Regions from separate parts of the Mus musculus genome. Here region 1 is linked to region 2. Evidence: chromatin loops called from intact Hi-C (ENCODE). Cell type or tissue: left cerebral cortex. All regions are shown on one strand. Links, peaks and the distances in the headings refer to the core of each region. The heading gives the core; the rest is flanking DNA. Region 1 holds the start of H2bc13 (H2B clustered histone 13). Region 2 holds the start of H2bc7 (H2B clustered histone 7).

Evidence for each region. Hi-C counts contacts between places; a loop is a spot of excess contacts. Peaks named below come from ENCODE experiments on the same cell type or tissue, not always from the same donor. Only the 100,000 strongest peaks of a DNase experiment are listed, where the experiment ranks them.
Region 1: it touches region 2 in a loop (13-fold over the local background); 11 of 42 quality-filtered maps call a loop at or near these places.

What each region holds. Positions count from the first base shown.
Region 1 is chr13:21,714,116-21,718,501 of GRCm38, reverse strand. It overlaps H2bc13 (H2B clustered histone 13), which reads left to right and starts at 2,319. Exons shown (of 1, transcript NM_178199.3): 1 at 2,319-2,791. The coding sequence starts at 2,359. The coding sequence ends at 2,739. It overlaps H2ac13 (H2A clustered histone 13), which reads right to left and starts at 2,090. Exons shown (of 1, transcript NM_178182.2): 1 at 1,643-2,090. The coding sequence starts at 2,080. The coding sequence ends at 1,688. It overlaps H3c10 (H3 clustered histone 10), which reads right to left and starts at 874. Exons shown (of 1, transcript NM_178206.2): 1 at 387-874. The coding sequence starts at 843. The coding sequence ends at 433. In left cerebral cortex, for the core only: CTCF peaks have their summits at 2,031 and 3,588 (motif pointing left); DNase peaks (open chromatin) are centred at 2,192, 2,755, 3,578, 4,129 and 2 more places; H3K4me3 peaks cover 3,054 bases; H3K27ac peaks cover 2,175 bases.
Region 2 is chr13:23,572,346-23,576,731 of GRCm38, reverse strand. It overlaps H2bc7 (H2B clustered histone 7), which reads left to right and starts at 2,525. Exons shown (of 1, transcript NM_178195.3): 1 at 2,525-2,972. The coding sequence starts at 2,542. The coding sequence ends at 2,922. H2ac7 (H2A clustered histone 7) reads right to left here and starts at 2,351. Exons shown (of 1, transcript NM_178188.4): 1 at 1,817-2,351. The coding sequence starts at 2,261. The coding sequence ends at 1,869. It overlaps H3c4 (H3 clustered histone 4), which reads right to left and starts at 969. Exons shown (of 1, transcript NM_178204.2): 1 at 466-969. The coding sequence starts at 930. The coding sequence ends at 520. In left cerebral cortex, for the core only: no CTCF peak of the experiment used is centred there; DNase peaks (open chromatin) are centred at 995 and 2,403; H3K4me3 peaks cover 3,459 bases; H3K27ac peaks cover 2,669 bases.

The DNA of each region.
Region 1 (4,386 bases), core at 277-4,276, 1.9 Mb after region 2:
CCCATCCAACCATTTAACCAGGGGACTTCTGGTATACAAAACTAACTCAGGTTCTCTTGGGACTGGATAGCTGAGCAGTTAAAATGCTTCCAGCAATTCCATGTATAAGACATAGGAAACCATGAATTTAAGTGCCTATAATTGACTCCGCCGGCCTTATATTGCTGGCAAAATAATTAAAAATCCTTCAAGAAACCGAACAGTAAGTGCATTTGGGGAAATTAGAGGTAATGTTCAGTTTAAGTATATTGGATTTTGCAGAATACTCACCAACTTAAGACACTCTAAAGAGCATCCCTCAGCTAAGAAAAACTGTTAGAACCTGGCTACCGTTCCAAGAAAAAACTCCAATTGGCCTATAAGTCAACAGCACCTTTGTGTAGGTTTGGGTGGCTCTGAAAAGAGCCTTTGAAAAACACAGAAAGACGAACTTTAAGCCCTCTCCCCGCGGATGCGGCGGGCCAGCTGGATGTCCTTGGGCATGATGGTGACACGCTTGGCGTGGATGGCGCACAGGTTGGTGTCCTCAAACAGACCCACGAGGTAGGCCTCACAGGCCTCCTGCAGAGCCATGACGGCCGAGCTCTGGAAGCGCAGGTCGGTCTTGAAGTCCTGCGCGATCTCGCGCACCAGGCGCTGGAACGGCAGCTTGCGGATCAGCAGCTCGGTCGACTTCTGGTAGCGCCGGATCTCGCGCAGCGCCACGGTGCCGGGACGGTAGCGGTGAGGCTTCTTCACGCCGCCGGTGGCCGGGGCGCTCTTGCGGGCGGCCTTGGTGGCCAGCTGCTTGCGCGGGGCCTTGCCGCCGGTGGACTTGCGAGCGGTCTGCTTAGTACGAGCCATGGTAACACCCGAGCTTCCAAAGCAAAGTGATGGAGGGAAAGCTTCAACCACCAAAATTTATACAGACGGCCGAGTTCTGATTGGTCAAAATGGCTGCCAGATCAACTTAATTGGCTGGTGAGTCCTTTTGTTTTCGCAGTCTGAACATGGTTTAACCAAGTGTGCAATTTCCTCATTGAAAAGAAAATCCCGCCGCAGGTTCGTTTAAATCAATGTAATTTTTATTAAAAGCACTTTTCTTACTTTCTTTTTCCTACTTCAGATTAAATGAAAAGATGTGTAAAAGGTAGGTAGTGACTTTAAAAAGAGGCTCTAAGAACATTGACCCCCTGGAATTCAATTTGCCGAACGAGGTGTGTGTGTAGGGGGGAGGGTGTCTAGGGGAAATGTTTTTAGCTGTGATACCACCAAATGCTTTAACATCCTTTGCTGATTTTGACTTTGCCAAATGGCAGGACTTGTCAATCATGCACATAAACAGGATTCAAGTGAGGATTGATTGTACAGTGATTAGTTGTTTATCAGCATATGTGCTGATAAAGGAACATTTCAAGACAATTCTTTGTGCAGTCCGGTCTGTCCTGGAACTCGTCCTGCAGAGTAGGCTGGCCTGGAGTTCAAGATGTGTCTGTTTTATGTACTAGGTCCGAGGTTGGGTGCCTGCCTTCCAAAAACCAATATACTCTTAGCTAAGGTTAGGGGGTTGAACTAACCACAAGCCAGGGAAAACTAGGAGAGGTAATACACGTATTTCCCACAATGCACTATCCCAGTAGTGTTTAGGTCTCTTTGGAGAAAGTGAGTGGCTCTGAAAAGAGCCTTTGGTGATTCGTAATGTTTGGTTTCACTTCCCCTTGGCCTTGTGGTGGCTCTCGGTCTTCTTGGGCAGCAGCACGGCCTGGATGTTGGGCAGGACGCCGCCCTGCGCGATGGTCACGCGGCCCAGCAGCTTGTTGAGCTCCTCGTCGTTGCGGATGGCCAGCTGCAGGTGGCGCGGGATGATGCGCGTCTTCTTGTTGTCGCGGGCCGCGTTGCCCGCCAGCTCCAGGATCTCGGCCGTCAGGTACTCCAGCACGGCCGCCAGGTACACCGGGGCGCCGGCGCCCACGCGCTCCGAGTAGTTGCCCTTGCGGAGCAGCCGGTGCACGCGGCCCACGGGGAACTGCAGGCCGGCCCGGGAGGAGCGAGTCTTGGCCTTGGCGCGAGCCTTGCCGCCCTGCTTGCCGCGTCCAGACATAACTCAGCTGTAGATAACCACCGCAGTAAGAAGCAAAAACGGTATACGCATAGTATATATAGTCAAGGCTGGACGCGAAAACGGAGAGATTTCATTGGTTACACATTGGTTACCAATGGCGCCCTGGTTTTGAAAATCCCTTGTTTTGATTGGACTGTTAGTACATGACGTATGGTGATTCAGGTTCGGCATAGCCGTAAGTTTGTTTAAAATGCAGCCAGAACAGTCATTAACTTTTAGTTATCCTTTTTCAACTTAGTTCACTTCATCCTCTCAGTATGCCTGAGCCCGCCAAGTCCGCTCCCGCCCCGAAGAAGGGCTCCAAGAAGGCCGTCACCAAGGCCCAGAAGAAGGACGGCAAGAAGCGCAAGCGCAGCCGCAAGGAGAGCTACTCGGTGTACGTGTACAAGGTGCTGAAGCAAGTGCACCCCGACACCGGCATCTCCTCCAAGGCCATGGGCATCATGAACTCGTTCGTGAACGACATCTTCGAGCGCATCGCGAGCGAGGCTTCCCGCCTGGCGCATTACAACAAGCGCTCGACCATCACGTCCCGGGAGATCCAGACGGCCGTGCGCCTGCTGCTGCCCGGGGAGCTGGCCAAGCACGCGGTGTCGGAGGGCACCAAGGCAGTCACCAAGTACACCAGCTCCAAGTGAGCTCGTTTAACTCACACTCCTAACTCAAAGGCTCTTTTAAGAGCCACCCACACTTTCCTCTGGAAAAGCTGTTGCACATGCGTGGTTATTGATGACGCTTCTCTTGCCTTGGACCTAACAAGGCATAAGGTAAAATGCCAAAAGATGCAGTAAGCAGTTTGCGTTTGGAAGTTAAGGGTTAATGGACAGTCAGGCTTTGCCTCTCCGGTCAGTTGAAATATAATTCGCAGCAGCCTGTAGTTTTTATTTACGAGTGTGCACTGTATCCTGAAGCTTTAAATTAAGCATTAACTGGTATTCACACCCCAACCAACCAACCTTTCATTCCTCCTAACTGAAAAGTATGCTGCGTAAGCACAGGCCAGTTGTCCTGCGTGGTTGTGGGTATTTATCGTACAAGCGAAAATGGAACCTGAGTGTAAATTCACGAGAAAGTATGCTTCAGAGAAGCCATCTTCAAGACTGATTTGAATGTCCATGGTCCTAAGTCCAGCTGCAAGCGTCAAAACTGCATTTAAAGCCAGTGGGCCCCAGCATGACCGCTGAGTTGGAGGTGAATTAAAAGCGTGGGGTAGCCCCCCAATATTAGTGGGACTTCCATGCACCATCCAGGTTCTGCAACTCTCCATAATTCCGATAGTTCAAAAATCATTTTTGATGTTTCATGATATTAGCGTTCTCCGTTACCTCGTGACCTCTCTTCTGTAAATCATATTTTGTAGGTCACCATCGCAGTCCCTCTGTATGAAAACCACTTCAGTGTGCAGTTAAAGCAGGACAGGTGGAGGGCTAAAGAATAATCTAGTTTTGCAGTGTTGTGAAATGTGCTGCTCTTTTCTGCCATCTTGTGGCCACAAACAGAATCATAAGCCTTGGGTGTTTTTCATCCAGACTGAAAATGCTGTGACCAGTGAGTTACTGTAATGTTACTATTTTTTTTTCCTAGTAACGTTGAAAGAGTTATATTAACTTCTCAAGAGTCATTCGTGTGTGACTGAAGGAGAGGAGGCAAGACAGACGAGACTGGAGCACATAGAGGGAGAGTCTGGTCAGAGCTGTCAGAAACAAAAACTACACAAAATCAAATTAAATCATTCTAAAATACCTGAAAACATTAAAGACATGTTTTTTAGTTTTAGATTTCTGTCCCCTATTTTTTGGCATTTTCCAGTGCTTATTTATAACCAAAGATATTATTAAAATATTATTAGAATGACAAGGTTGCATATGAAACAGAGACAGATATTTTCTTAAAGTTCAAGATCAAGGCATGAGCAGATATGGCTTCTCCTGAGGGCTCTCTCTGGGATTTGGCAGGTGTCTACCTTCATGTCCGTGCCCTTGACCTTTTCAGTCTGGTGTCTCTCTGGTAAGCACCCCACTCTTAGGACCATTCTTAATGGAAATGGACTGAAGGCAAGTCACTAGGAAGGTGGTCAGCCACTTACCTGCAGCTCCCGCCTGTGAAGATCCTGTCTCCAAATACAGTCATACCAAGGACAAGAGCTGACCATGGGCATTTAATCTATCACCACACTTAACACTATATTTTATTTCAACCTGCTATTATTCCACATTTTCTTTCATTTTAAAAGTCTGCATTTAGTTAACATTATAGCTAAATCAACAACTGAAGATTTTCTAAAA
Region 2 (4,386 bases), core at 209-4,208:
TTACCGCCAAGGCCTGCAGAGCCCACATTCCAAGTTTCTCTCCAGAGAACTCGCCTATTTCAAGAGACATGGCATGTATTTTAGCCATGATCAAAGGAAGCAGAACTAGCAATTACAAGTTTCATCAGGTTCAAGGTTCTAAGCAGGGTTCTCCTAAGCGGTTCTAAAGAATTTCTTCTAATAGGTTCATAAGCAAAGGCAGGATTCCGACATTTGCGCCATAGCCTCCACAAAAGGCAAAAGCTAAGTAACAACTGAAGGTAATTAAAGAAAAAGATGTAGCCAGTGTTAAGTAAGCAAAAACCAGCAACACTAAAAACTGTGGATAGCAAATATTTGGAAAAGTGTTAAAAAATCTAAACCAGTACAGGCGTTAAAGGATATTACAGACAATATAATACCAAGTAATGGAGTTGCTGAGTGGGGTTTGTAAAAGCTTATCGATATACAGCCTTTTATAGAAAACGGGGGTGGCTCTGAAAAGAGCCTTTGGGGTCCAAATTCACTCACTACCCTAATTTACGCCCTCTCCCCACGAATGCGACGGGCCAGCTGGATGTCCTTGGGCATGATGGTGACACGCTTGGCGTGGATGGCACACAGGTTGGTGTCCTCAAACAGACCCACGAGGTAGGCCTCGCTCGCCTCCTGCAGAGCCATGACGGCCGAGCTCTGGAAGCGCAGGTCGGTCTTGAAGTCCTGCGCGATCTCGCGCACCAGGCGCTGGAACGGCAGCTTGCGGATCAGCAGCTCGGTCGACTTCTGGTAGCGCCGGATCTCGCGCAGCGCCACGGTGCCGGGACGGTAGCGGTGAGGCTTCTTCACGCCGCCGGTGGCCGGGGCGCTCTTGCGGGCGGCCTTGGTGGCCAGCTGCTTGCGCGGGGCCTTGCCGCCGGTGGACTTGCGAGCGGTCTGCTTAGTACGAGCCATGATAAGAAAAAGAGAGAAGTCTCAGGGAATGAGAACGGTAATGAACTGTGGCCGGAGTACATATATATAAAGCGAAAGAGCCTCGTTCTGATTGGACGAAACAATACATTACCACAGCGACCTTATTGGTAGATTTGCTAATATCTCTCCAGGCCACTCCCCATTTATTTTAATATTTTGTTTCTTGATCTGTTTTTATACTTTATATGCTTATATTGTTCTTTTATCTTTCACAAAACAAAGTTCTATCCAATCTATACTTAATTATATAACATGCCGTTTGTGTACTGTTATAAAATTGTGACCCCAAAACGAACCGCGCCTGGCTATAGACAATTGTTGAACTAGATGTTGTCATTGTTTCCTCTACATGAAGATTGAAGATACACGTGAAAAATCAAAACTTAAACTTTTGAGTCTTTTTTCACTAAGGAAGCTGTTTGATTACAGTATTAACATAATCAGTAAAGGAGTAATTTTAAACACGCGTTTTACCTAGATAAATGAGAACTTTTTCCTAAAAACAGTAAGTGTATATTTTGTATAGAAGGGCAAAGGAAAAAAAGGCTACTGCTACAATTTTCAGTTGGAGTGACAAGGCAGAACACTATGAAGCCACTTTTGTACTACTCATAACAAATATACTTAACGAAATTCCAGTTTGTCCTAATTTAAAAAAAAAGGCCAAATACTAAAGGTGAGAACAATCAGGAAACATGTAATAAAAATAATTATAAGAATCCTAACAAATGATGCTTGGTAATTAAAATCTTATTTGGTATACTAGTGAAAATTTCATATTGTAAGATAAGACAAATGACAGTGATTACATCACGGTTAATATTTCATTGGAAAATGCAGCAAATGGCTCTTTTAAATGACGAAGTGGATGGCTCTGAAAAGAGCCTTTGTTTTTATACAAGTTCAGAAGACCAATCTTATTTCCCCTTGGCCTTGTGGTGGCTCTCGGTCTTCTTGGGCAGCAGCACGGCCTGGATGTTGGGCAGGACGCCGCCCTGCGCGATGGTCACGCGGCCCAGCAGCTTGTTGAGCTCCTCGTCGTTGCGGATGGCCAGCTGCAGGTGGCGCGGGATGATGCGCGTCTTCTTGTTGTCGCGGGCCGCGTTGCCCGCCAGCTCCAGGATCTCGGCCGTCAGGTACTCCAGCACGGCCGCCAGGTACACCGGGGCGCCGGCGCCCACGCGCTCCGAGTAGTTGCCCTTGCGGAGCAGCCGGTGCACGCGGCCCACGGGGAACTGCAGGCCGGCCCGGGAGGAGCGGGTCTTGGCCTTGGCGCGAGCCTTGCCACCCTGTTTGCCGCGTCCAGACATTGTACAGATTAAGCAGTTACTAAGAACTAATGGTTTTGAAACAAGAACGTAGCCTTTATATTATTCGCTGGGCGCGAAAAAGGACCTATGCCATTGGCTGACGTCTTTTTTCCTAGACCAATGAGAAGCATTCGGGGCGCACGTTGATTGGGCAAGACTTCGTATGCCATCCGTCATAAACCAATCAAAGGTGCCCTTTCACATCCCTCATTTGAATAAGACCTCATCAACTAGACAAGACCAGTTGCCTCCGTGAAAGTTCCAGAAATTCTCACCAACCATGCCTGAGCCTGCTAAGTCCGCTCCCGCCCCGAAGAAGGGCTCCAAGAAGGCCGTGACCAAGGCCCAGAAGAAGGACGGCAAGAAGCGCAAGCGCAGCCGCAAGGAGAGCTACTCGGTGTACGTGTACAAGGTGCTGAAGCAAGTGCACCCCGACACCGGCATCTCCTCCAAGGCCATGGGCATCATGAACTCGTTTGTGAACGACATCTTCGAGCGCATCGCGAGCGAGGCTTCCCGCCTGGCGCATTACAACAAGCGCTCGACCATCACGTCCCGGGAGATCCAGACGGCCGTGCGCCTGCTGCTGCCCGGGGAGCTGGCCAAGCACGCCGTGTCGGAGGGCACCAAGGCTGTCACCAAGTACACCAGCTCCAAGTGAGTTCCTTTAACACACACTCCTAACCCAAAGGCTCTTTTCAGAGCCACCTACCCTTTCAAAAAGGGAGCTGTTGCCAGACACCGAATACTGTTTAATCCTCCAAGAAAAATTGTAACATTGGATGTTGATACTTAGTAACAGTTGTTACTTTTATGTTCTGTGTAGAAAAAAAAAAAGACGTGCCTGTAAATTCATTGGCGTAATGAAAGACCCACAACGTGAGGACTCCACCACCTTCTGACTCAGGAGAGGCGACACCCCAAAATCAACGAGAAACGGTCTTGCTGCAAATTGCAAGAGGATTTTTATTCAAGAGCAGTCTCGGGCCCACGGTCATACACCACCCAGGGGTAGAGGACCGTGGCGCCCCGAGTAGCTGAGTAAGGGGGTATTCAAAGGAAGGAACCACAACTCAAGGAGGTGGGGAGGGCGTTGTTAGAAAATACCAAAAATACCAGTTAAGAGTCACAAAGAAGTACAAAGTCACAGTTTCTAAGAGCCCCTAACAATCTAAGAGCCCCTAGCAATAGCACCTTTGCATAGTGGGTTCCAGCAATGGTCAGGGTGGGTCAGGGTGACTTTCTTTGAATGAACACTCTTTGAACCCAGAAAGCACGTGGGTGGAGGAAGGAATCTTGATATCTGTTTTATGATTAGCATACCTTGGAGCACTGAGTTTACTACTCTTTCAGTAAATGTGAAGAATTTTATTGTTTCCAACTATAGTGAATAGCATATGGCATGCTTTGAGATTCCTAAGTAGTCTAGACATCACCTTTTCCCCCAATTTGTAAAAAATCTTGTAAGTGAAATATGAAGTGGTTAATTTCTAACCTTTTTGTGGGTTCATGTCAGTTGGATTATACACACATGCACAAATATATTAGCCTCATGTAGCTAGTATGACCTTAACTTCAGAATCTGGCCTCTCCCCCAGAAACTGGCACTAACTACTGGATTGTGCCAACTTGAGGTTTTCCTACAGTATTTTTTTGAATTAAGCTTCTAGTGTATTAGCTTTATAGAAGTAGAAGTTTCTGAAACTTATCAAGAAACGTGTTCCTATTTGCTTTCTCTTTGAGAAGTTAGCTGTCGGAATCTACATTGTGATTCATGATGCTGGATAGGAATTGCCATACCTGGATGAACTGGTAGACTGTCCAAACAAAAGAGCATGTTTTCATCTACTATGAGAAATTTAAGCAATACAACTTATTCCAGACTTTAGGATATTGTCACAGATCTCATCTAATATGCAATTGCTTGAACATTTAACAGTAGAAGAGGAAACTGGAACACAGGGTAGTGACTAAGCAAAAGATATAACTGCAATCAATTGCCTTGAAACTAAAGGAAGCATCAAGGAGAGAGCAGCTTAGAACATCTGAAAGCAACTTTGGATCCTCACTTGGCTTAGATCAAAGCATAACCTTCATTGAGACTTATTAAAATTTAAAATGCAGT